Regions from separate parts of the Homo sapiens genome. Here region 2 is linked to region 1. Evidence: read pairs that join two places in POLR2A ChIA-PET (ENCODE). Cell type or tissue: Caco-2. All regions are shown on one strand. Links, peaks and the distances in the headings refer to the core of each region. The heading gives the core; the rest is flanking DNA.

Region 1 (5,375 bases), core at 250-5,249:
GGTGTGGTGGCGTGCACCTTAATCCCAGCTACTCGGGAGAGTGAGGGAGAATCACTGGAACCCAGGAGGCAGAGGTTGCAGTGAGCCGAGATCGTGCCACTGCACTTCAGCCTGGGTGACAGAGGGTGACTCTCTCAAAAAAATAAACAAGTAAATAAAAATAAAAATACAAAAATTAGGCAGATGTGATGGCACATGCCTGTAATCCCATCTATTCAGGCAGTTGAGGTGGGAGGATCACTTGAGCCTGAGAGGTCGAGGCTTCAGTGAGCCATGATCTCACCACTGCACTCCAGTCTGGGCAACAGGGTGAGAACTTGTCTCAAAAAAAAAACAAAAAAAAGCCTGTAATCCCAGCACTTTGGGAGGCCGAGGTGGGCAGATCACCTGAGGTCAGGAGTTCGAGACCAGCCTGGCCAACATGTCAAAACTCCTCTCTACTAAAAATACAAAAATTAGCCAGGCGTGGTGGCACATGCCTGTAATCACAGCTACTCAGGAGGCTGAGGCAGGAGCATCACTTGAACCCGGGAGGCGGAGGTTGCAGTGAGCTGAGATCGTGCCATTGCACTCCAGCCCAGGTGACAGAGCAAGACTCCATCTCAGAAAAAAAAAGATATAGGATGGGTGAGACATATATGTCCTTTGTAGCATATCCACTAAATTATGCTATAATAACAACCAACATCAAAATCTATGTTGCTTAAGCCAACAAAGGTTCCTCCCCATCTTCCCCAACACTCTAATGTCCATCACAAGTTGGTTGAGGTTCTGATCCATACCATCATCACTCAGAGATCCAGACTCTACCAGCTAAAATGTCATCAGTCACCATGGCAGAGAGAAGGTAAGAAGGAGAATCACATACTGGCTCGTAAATGCTTCTACCCAGAAGAGACACTTTTGCTCATAGTTCACTGTCCAAAGCAAGTCACACGGCCACGCCTAACTTCTAAAAGGTGGGAAAACACTCGGAGGGAAGAGAACAGAAAAAAGAGAGGGGAAGCACTCATGCTTCCTACATATTTCTTTTGTAAAGTAAGAGAAAAGAAATTGTAAAAACGAAGGGAGGACAGGCAATCTCAGTCATAAATAGTTCTTATTAAAGATGACACTGGGCACAGTGGCTCACACCTGTAATCCCAGCACCTTGGGAGGCTGAGGCAGGAGGATCACTTGAGTCCAGGGGTTTGAGACCAGCCTGGGCAACATAGTGAGACCCTGCCTCTGCAAAAAATGAACAAAATTAGCCAGGTGTGGTGGCACGTGCCTATAGTCCCAGCTACTTGGGAGGCTGAGGTGGGAGAAGTGCCTGAGCCGGGAAAGTCAAGGCTGCAGTGAACCAAAATCAAGCCACTGTACTCCAGCCTGGGTGACAGAGTGAGACTCTGTCGAAAAAAAAAAAAGAAAAAAAAAAAGACTTTTTGGAAATTGATTCCCTTAAACATAAGCCCACCTGCCCTTAGAAAATTCTTTTTGTAGCCAGGCACAGTGGCTCACACCTGTAATCCCAACACTTTGGGAGGCCAAGGAGGGAGCATCACTTGAGACCCGGAGTTCAAGACCAGTCTGGTCAACACGGTGACATCCCGTCTCTACTAAAAATACAAAAATTAAGGCTGGGCAAGGTGGCTCATGCCTGTTATCCCAGCACTTTGGGAGGCCGACGGGGGTGGATCACCTGAGGTCAGGAGTTTGAGACCAGCCTGACCAACATGGTGAAACCCTGTCTCTACTAAAAATACAAAAATAGCCGGGCGTGGTGGCACATGTCTGTAATCTCAGCTACTTGGGAGGCCTGAGGCAGCGAATTGCTTGAACCTGGGAGGCAGAGGTTGCAGTGAGCCGAGATTGCACCACTGCACTCCAGCCTGGGCTACAGAGCAAGACTCCATCTCAAAAAGTAAGTAAATAAATAAAAATTTAAAAATTAAACAAATAAAAATAAAAACAGTGAAAATTCTTTTTGTACCTCTTGGGGTGCAAATACTAGTTTGAAGACCACTACTTCCTTTTTGAAGGCTTCCCTGACCCCTACATCCGGGGACCACTCTCTGACGTTCCCACTGTTGCTATTGTACTATCTACTTGAAAGCTGCTGGGAGCTGGTTATCTTTTTAGATGAGTATCATGTTTTCCTAACAGGCTATATAGTCTCTTTGAGGATGGGAACCCTATCTTCAGGTTTTTTGTATCCCCTACACCATCAAACACGGACACTCAGAAAGTATTTGAGTTCAGTTTGATGGCAGACACTTTTCTCCGCGTGCTTCATCTCCTCATGTATGAAGTTGGAACAGCAAGGCCTACCCTTACAATTACACTGAGATGAAGGAAATAAGAGCCTCTTCAGCTCACTCCCACTCACCTAACTGGGATCAGCATCCCAATACTCCACTTCTGAGAAACTGGATGGTCCAGCTTTATGTAACAAGGAGCTATTGAAGGCTCTTGACAAGGTCTGTAGCGAGTGGGTCTGGGGCAGACCAGCCTGATATCAGTGACTGCTGGGTGGTTGGGGGGCATGAGAGACAGTGTGTGTTGGGGAAAAACAGCTAAGGACAGAAAGTACCGACAGAAAGTTGCTCCTATGGGCCAGGCACAGTGGCTCATGCCTGTAATCCAGTACTTTCAAAGGCTGAGGGCAGGAAGATTGCTTGAACCCAGGAGTTTGGGACCAGCCTGGGCAACACAGTGAGACCCCCATCTCTACAAAAATTTTATTTTAATTAGCTGGTGGTGGTGGCTAGTACCATTGCACTCCAGCCTGGGTGTTTTTCTTTTTTAAAGAAAGAAAGTTGCTCCTATGATCCACAAATGAGGTGATGGGCATCCACTGGGAGGTGTGTCTGGGAATGGTGAGCCACACTGCACCCTCAGGGAGCAACCCTAGCTGCCTTCCTGAACCTCCAAACCTGGATGCCAGACTGAGATCACAACCCCTGCCCGTCCACTAGCCCAAACCAATAGTTTTCGGCATTCTACCCTGCCCTCTGGTGGCCTCTGGGAGCATTGCAGATACAGCGTTCTAAGGAAGCCCAGAGCTGGTTCTTCCTCAGGGGAGATGGGATGGATGTGGGTAAGGGCAACATGCTCAGATAGCCCAGCCTTTGGGCCTGGCTCTTTGATGGCTGAAGCAAAAGAAGGAAATGGCCAAGCGCGGTGGCTCCGGCCTGTAATCCCAGCACTTTGGGAGGCCAAGGGGATCACAAGGTCAGGAAATCGAGACCATCCTGGCTAAACACAGTGAAACCCCGTCTCTAGTAAAAATACAAAAAAATTAGCCGGGTGTGGTGGCGGGCGCCTGTAGTCCCAGCTACTCGGGAGGCTGAGGCAGGACAATGGCGTGAACCCGGGAGACGGAGCTTGCAGTGAGCCGAGATCCTGCCACTGCACTGCCACTGCACTCCAGCCCTCCAGCCTGGGCGACAGAGTGAGACTCCGTCTCCAAAAAAAAAAAAAAAAAAAAAAAAAAAGAAGAAGAAAACAAAGGAGGGAGAGGAAGGGGTCATACCTATGGGTTGGGCGTAACTGTGCACTTGGCAGTTTTTTTCCCTATAGTTACTGCACAGAGTGAAAACTAGGAATCTTTGACCTGAAGTTGCAAAGTAATAAGCACATGGGCCATAGTATAGTGCACGAAATGGCTTTATATGGTTTGTTGTCGGCATCCAAAATCAGGACTTTTCACATTAAAATCTGAATGTCCAGTTTCTGTTGAAAAATCAAAACATGAAGCCACATGGAGTCCCCACCTTGCTGAGCAGCAGCTGGCAGGGGTTGAGGGGCAACCACTGCCCCCTTCTCCTGTCACCCAGTCACCCAGCCTGCCTCCCTCAGTCTCCTCACTTCCTGCAGAGTGCGAGTTTCCAACTCTTGACTAAGTCCAGCACTTCATGATGGAGAACAGGGTCAAAAAATATCAGGACAGGGCCCAACGCAGTGGTTCATGCCTGTAATCCCAGCACTTTCGGAAGCCGAGTTGGGCGGATCACCTGAGGTCAGGATTTCGGGACCAGCCTGGCCAACATGGCAAAACCCCGTCTCTACTGAAAATACAAAAATCAGCCGGGCATGGTGGCATGCATCTGTAATCCCAGCTATGTATGTATTATATATGTATATTATATAGATTATAGATAACATTTTATATATATATATATATCAGGACGGGGGTCCACCAGGCATCTAGTGCTTGAATTGCTTCCCGAGTACCACCACTAAGCATCATCAGCGTATACTCGAAGACCTGCAGGGACAGGAAAGTCACTGCCTGCCTGTAATCCCAGCACTGTGGGAGGACGAGGCAGGCAGATCACTTGAGCCCAGGAGTTTGAGACAAGCCTGGGCACCATAGTGAGACCCTGTCTCTACAAAAAATGTTTAAAAATATTAGCCAGGCATGGCCGGGTGTGGTGGCTCAAGCCTGTAATCCCAGCACTTTGGGAGGCCGAGGTGGGCAGATCACCTGAGATCAGGAGTTTGAGACCAGCCTGACCAACATGGAGAAACCCCATCTCTACTAAAAATACAAAAATCAGCCGGGTGTGATGGCAGGCACCTGTGATCCCAGCTACTCGGGAGGCTGAGGCAGGAGAATCACTTGAACCCGAGAGGCGGAGGTTGCATTGAGCCTAGATTGCACCATTGAACTCAAGCCTGAGCAACAAAAGCGAAACTCCGTCTCAAGAAAAAAGAAAAAAAAAAAATTAGCCAGGCATGGTGGTGCACACCTGTAGTCCCAGCTACTTGGGAGACTGAGGCAGGAGGATCACCTGAGTCCAGGATGGAGGCTGCAGTGAGCTGACTGCACTGCTGCACTCCAGCCTGGGTGACAGAGCAAGACCCTGTCTCAAAAAAAAAAAATGAAGTAGCCATTCCCAGTCATGTGTTAGGTATCACCAAAGGCCCTGGACTGTGCTGGTGAGTGACAATGGCATGACCTATGCCCTGAAAGAACGTCCAGTATGTGCAGGCACCAGCAAGGTTTGCAGACGAGACAGTGCCTGGCAGTGCTGACGACGGAGTGACCCCTGAGTAAAGCGCACTGAGAGAGAACAGCCCAAATTTGAGTTTCCAGGGGGGTCTATCCCCTGGATTTTACCCATTCCAATGGGCAAAATCTCCCAGACATGAGAGAAATTAGGAATGTAATTCCTGAAAATATCAATAGTGGGTTCTCAACTTTGTTACTATGACATCCAGGGGTTTCTTTTCTTATTTTTTGAGACAGAGTCTCACTCTGTTGCCCAGGCTGGAGGGCTGGAGTGCAGTGGCGCGATCTCGGCTCACTGCAAGCTCCGCCTCCTGGGTTCATGCCATTCTTCTGCCTCAGCCTCCCGAGTAGCTGGGACTACAGGCGCCCGCCACCACGC
Region 2 (5,375 bases), core at 274-5,273, 510 kb before region 1:
TCAGAAAATTAAGCATTTGAGACAAAAGAAGTATTCCCAGGTAGGATATCAAACTGTTGGTGACCTTTGAGACAAATGCCACTGCTACATTCACCTTCTGCCCACATCTTCTTATGCTTATTTGGACAAGACTACCCAACCCAGTTTTCGATGTTGTGAGGCCCAGAGAAGTTAATACTGGCCTGACATCACATAGCTAATTAGCAGCAGAGACAGGGAAACAGTTCATTATTATTATTATTATTTTTGAGACGGAGTCTTGCTCTGTCACCCAGGGTGGAGTGCAGCCTCAGCCTCCTGGGTTCTAGCAATTCTCGTGCCTCAGCCTCCCGGGTAGCTGGGATTACATGCACATGCCACCATGCCTGGCTAATTTTTGTATTTTTAGTAGAGACAGGGTTTCACCATGTTGGCCACACTGGTCTCAAACTCCTGACCTTGGGTGATCCGTCCTCCTCGGCCTCCCAAAATGCTAGGATTACAGGCATGAGCCACCATGCCTGGCCGAAACAGTTCATCGTTGTTGTTTTAAATTTATTTTCAGATTATTTTTGTAGAGATGGGGTCTATGTTGCCTACGCTGGTCTCAAACTCCTGGCCTCAAGTGACCCTCCCACCTCAGCCTCACAAAGTGCTGGGATTATAGACACGAGCCACCATGCCTGGCCAGGGCTATAGTTTTTATGTTAAGTTAAATATAACCAAAAATAATAATCATAAAAGCATTTCAAATTTTATTAAGTATTTCTATCTACTAAGCTTTTCTACTAACTTTTTTTTTTTTTTTTTTTTTTTTTTGAGATGGAGTCTTGCTCTGTCGCCCAGGCTGGAGTGCAGTGGCACGATCTCGGCTCACTGCAAGCTCCACCTCCTGGGTTCACGCCATTCTCCTGCCTCAGCCTCCTGAGTAGCTGGGACTAAAGGCGCTCGCCACCACGCCCAGCTAATTTTTTGTATTTTTAGTAGAGATGGGGTTTCACTGCGTTAGCCAGGATGGTCTCGATCTCCTGACCTCATGATCCGCCCACCTTGGCCTCCCAAAGTGCTGGGATTACAGGCGTGAGCCACCATTCCCAGCCCTTTTCTACTAACTTTTAGTAGAGAAAGAGAAGCTCAGATATTTGAATTTGGGGCTCAAAAGTCAAAGTCAATTATCTAACATTTCCAAATTTTTATAGGACAGTGGGAGAGACCATTACCATTTTAAACAAATGAAGATATATTTGCATCCTTCCCCAAAGGGCTTGTGACAAACTTCTCAAAGGAACTGTTGGAACTGCTTCTTAAACTGGTATTTGTGTATAATTTGGTAGGAGCTACAAGAGCTGCCTCTTCAGCTGAAATTTGTCTCTGAGAGAACTGGAGGCCTGAGAACTACAGCAAATTCCTAGTCACACAATTTTGAATCTGAGTGTTAGTGCAATGGGTTATAACATCAATCTTTTCTTGGTTGCAACAGTGAAGGGAGAGATAGGACATGACAAAACCTTACAGCTATATTTAAAACACATAAATAGGCTGGGTGCAGTGGTTCATGCCTGTAATCCTAGCACATTGGGAGGCCGAGGTGGGAGGACTGCTTGAGACCAGTTTAGACAAGCCTGGGCAACATAGTGGGAGTCTGTCTCCAAAACACTTTTTTTTTTTTAAATGAGCTGGCATGGCACCTGCAGTCCTAGCTGCTGGAGAGGCTGAGGCAGGAGAATCACTTGAGCCTAGGAGTTTGAGGTTGCACTGAGCTATGATCATGCTACTGTACTCTAGCCTGGGTGACAGAGACCCTGTCTCAAAAATGAAAAACAAAACAAAACAAAATCAAATAAATTATTCACATTTTTACAACTCCATCTAATCGACCTCTTTCTCCCTAATCTAAATTATATACTTCCTCTTCAGTTAAGGGCAGAGCATTGCTCCAAGGTGCAAAGTCTTAAAATAGAGCAAATTGCAGATGTAGTGTGACTTCTCTGAATTTACCCTTTTTGCCCCAGCCAGCTTCCCAGAATGCCATCAAGCCTGTGAGTACTAATTCTTGATGTGTTGCTACGGCTAGTAAATCACCAAAAGGCCCACAAGGATGTGGCTGAGGAACCAGCTTATTCTCTTCTAGAAGAGCAATTCCAACTTACCAGCTGGATGGCTATCATTAACACCGTCTTCAAAGTAAATGTTCGGTCACAGAGGTCAAACAAGTCCTCCAAGCTAGGGCCAAGGAGCTCCAGCACCATGGCATTATATTTCCCACATGGTCCAAAGTAATACACCTGTGGGAGACCTTCACCTGAAAGCAGAGGGGAAATGGGGGTATACAGTGGGAGACACAAAAGCCAAAATATGAGATAACAGTATTAGCACTGAATAAAATATTTTTAAAAGTACAATTTGTGAGATTTCCATTTTCTTTCATAGTCCCTACTGGAAACTCAAACTGAGCACAACAGCTTCAATGGGAACTAATAATGATGGGAAAGGCTAAGTCATTGCACAATACGTTCAAATGAGTAGTTATTTAATACCACAGTGCCAAAAACATTTCCACTGCTATAAGATAGAGAATGGTCCCTGATCCATTGGATCTTCCCAAAAGGATGCCTGAAAGTGCAGTATCATAAAAGGCTCAAAGGATGGCTCACTGAGCTCAAAGGCCAGGCTAACATAACTTGTTACATTATCTGGTTCATGAGCACTCTCTATGCTTACTGCCATAGCCACATGGGCTATTTGGAACTGTTGCCCTATGGACAACTCAGACTGAAGAGGCAAGGTCACAGAGCGTGCAGCCTGGCCCCAGGCCAGCACAACTGGCCCTCTTTTCACAGGGAGTCTCTATAGTTTTTTGTTTTTTATCAGCTGGAGAAAAGTCAACAGACACTTAGTGTTTGGTTGCTGATAAGTGCTGATGAAAGGAAAAGGGGGAAAAAACACAAGGCTGGGTTTTCCCCAGATTTGAAATTCATAACTATTAAGAAGCCAAAATCCAGACTTTCTCACCTAAGTGGCAAATTGTGAATGAATTTCCTTTATAAAGTGCATTGTAAATATGAGGCATTCACTAAATATATAACTGGTACCATGAGAATAGTAGATATTAAATAGGATTACAGACGCCAGGCGCAGTGGCTCATGCCTGTAAGTCCAGCACTTTGGGAGGCTGAGGTGAGTGGATCACAAGGTCAAGAGTTTGAGACCAGCCTGGCCAACATGGTGAAACTGTCTCTACTGAAAATACAAAAATTAGCTGGGCATGGTGGCACGCACCTATAGTCCCAGCTACTCAGGAGGCTGAGACAGGAGAATCGTTTGAACTCAGGAGGCGGAGGTTGCAGTGAGCTGAGATGGCGCCACTGCACTCCAGCCTGGGTGACAGAGCGAGACTCCATCTCAAAAAAAAAAAAAAAAGATTATAGAACACTTAAAAAATTATCTGGTTTCACAGAGCAGAAACATTCCCATCTTATATATTTATGTATATAGTGGTCTACAGTTGCATATGTTGTAGATTATTGTTTGCTTCTGCCTCTAAGTGTTTTAACTTGAGACAAGGTCTCAGTGTTACCCAGGCTGGAGTGCAGTGGTAAGATCTCGGCTCGCAATCTCTGCCTCCCGGACTAACGCGATCTTCCCAGCTCAGCCTCCCAAGTAGCAGCTGGGACTGTAGGCTCGCTCTACCACACCAGACTAAATTTTTGATTTTTTATAGAGATGGGGTCTCACTATGTTACTCAGGCTGGTCCTGAACAACTCCCAAGCTCAAGCAATCCTCCCTCCTTGGCCTCCCAAAGTGCTGGGAATACAGGCATGAGCTACTGTGTCCAGCCCCATTCCCTTTTTATTTCTATGGGTGGGATATAGACAGATGTACATCTAACACATACTTCTCTCGAGGGTAGGTCTCACATATTTGGAATTAATAACTATTTCATATATTGTATTAGTCTATCTTGATTCATTAAATCCTAAACAACTTTTTTTTTTTTTTAGACAGAGTCTCATTCTGTCACCCAGGCTGGAGTATAGTGGCGCAATCTTGGCCCACTGTAACCTCCGCCTCCTGGGTTCAAGCAATTCTTGCGCCTCAGCCTCCCAAGTAGCTGAGATTACAGGCATGGTGTCCACCAATTTTTTTTTGCATTTTTTGGAGAGACAGGGTTTTGCCATGTTGGCCAGGCTGCTCTCGAACTCCCGACTTCAAGTGATCCATCCACCTCAGCCTCCCAAAATGCTGGGATTACAGGCGAGAGCTACCATGCCCGGCCTAAATCCTAAACAACTTGAACATTTTCTTTAAATATGTTTATTCCTAGCTTGTATCCTCTAACATATGTTACTCCTGCTAGTTCAATAAATATCTGTTCAATTGTTTTTGTTGTTGTCTTGATTCTCCCTATCTCCAAAAGAGAAAAGGATTTAATTTGAAGTGTTTTTTTTTTTTTTTTTTTTTACATGGAGTTTCACTCTGTAGCCCAGGCTGGAGTGCACTGGCGCCATCTCGACTCACTGCAACCTCCGCCTCCCGAGTTCAAGCCATTCTCCTGCCTCAGCCTCCTGAGTAGCTGGGATTACAGGTGCACACCACCACGCCCAGCTAATTTTTGTATTTTTAGTAGAGACAGCGTTCCCCCATGTTGGCCAGGCTGGCCTCAAACTCCTGACCTCAGGTGATCCGCCCGCCTCAGCCTCCCGAAGTGCTGGGATTACAGGCGTGAGCCACCACACCAGGCCCCAAAGAGTCTTTTTTTCCCGGTTGTTTTGAAGAAGTCATTTTTCAGCTTTTTAAAAATATATAAAACCCAACTAGTTGTTTCCAATGACTCCTGCTGAGACATCCAAAGCAGAACACTCTGTCCTAGAGATTTACTGCTTTTATTAATCAGACACATGGTAAATGCAGTTTGGGGATCTTTTAAATTTATGTCCTATATAAGGATTTAATGCCACTAAAATGTTATTTTCCTAATATAAATATTATATTCTTCAAAGCAGGTTGTGGCAGCGCCTGTTGTTTGCATGCCCAATATCCATTCTCCCTCTCCTTTTTTCTTTTGAGACAGTGTCTCACTGTGTCACCCAGGCTGGAGGGCAGTGGTATGACCATGGCTCACTGCAGCCTCGACCTCCTGGGACCAAGCAATCCTCCTGCCTCAGCCTCCCAAACAGCTGGGAGCACAGGCACATGACACCACATCGGGCTAGTTTCTTAAATTTTTTCCAGAGATGAGCTCCCACTATGTTGTCCAGGCTGGTCTTGAATTTCTGGGCTCAACTGATCCTCCTGCTTTGACCTCCCAAGTGCTAAGATTACAGGGATGCCTCTCCCCTTCTTTTTTTCTTTTTCTTTTCTTTTCTTTTTTTTTTTTTTTGAGACAGAGTCTCGC

The links. Peaks named below come from ENCODE experiments on the same cell type or tissue, not always from the same donor. Only the 100,000 strongest peaks of a DNase experiment are listed, where the experiment ranks them.
Region 2: POLR2A ChIA-PET joins it to region 1 with 22 read pairs; 5 of 35 experiments call an interaction of 5 or more read pairs at or near these places.

What each region holds. Positions count from the first base shown.
Region 1 is chr15:64,725,391-64,730,765 of GRCh38, forward strand. No RefSeq gene overlaps it. Among named protein-coding and RNA genes, the nearest start is that of OAZ2, 25 kb to the left of the region's middle. In Caco-2, for the core only: a CTCF peak has its summit at 2,991 (motif pointing left); a DNase peak (open chromatin) is centred at 2,991.
Region 2 is chr15:64,214,433-64,219,807 of GRCh38, forward strand. CSNK1G1 (casein kinase 1 gamma 1) reads right to left here. Exons shown (of 12, transcript NM_022048.5): 5 at 2,130-2,281. Among named protein-coding and RNA genes, the nearest start is that of PPIB, 54 kb to the left of the region's middle. In Caco-2, for the core only: no CTCF peak of the experiment used is centred there; a DNase peak (open chromatin) is centred at 2,759.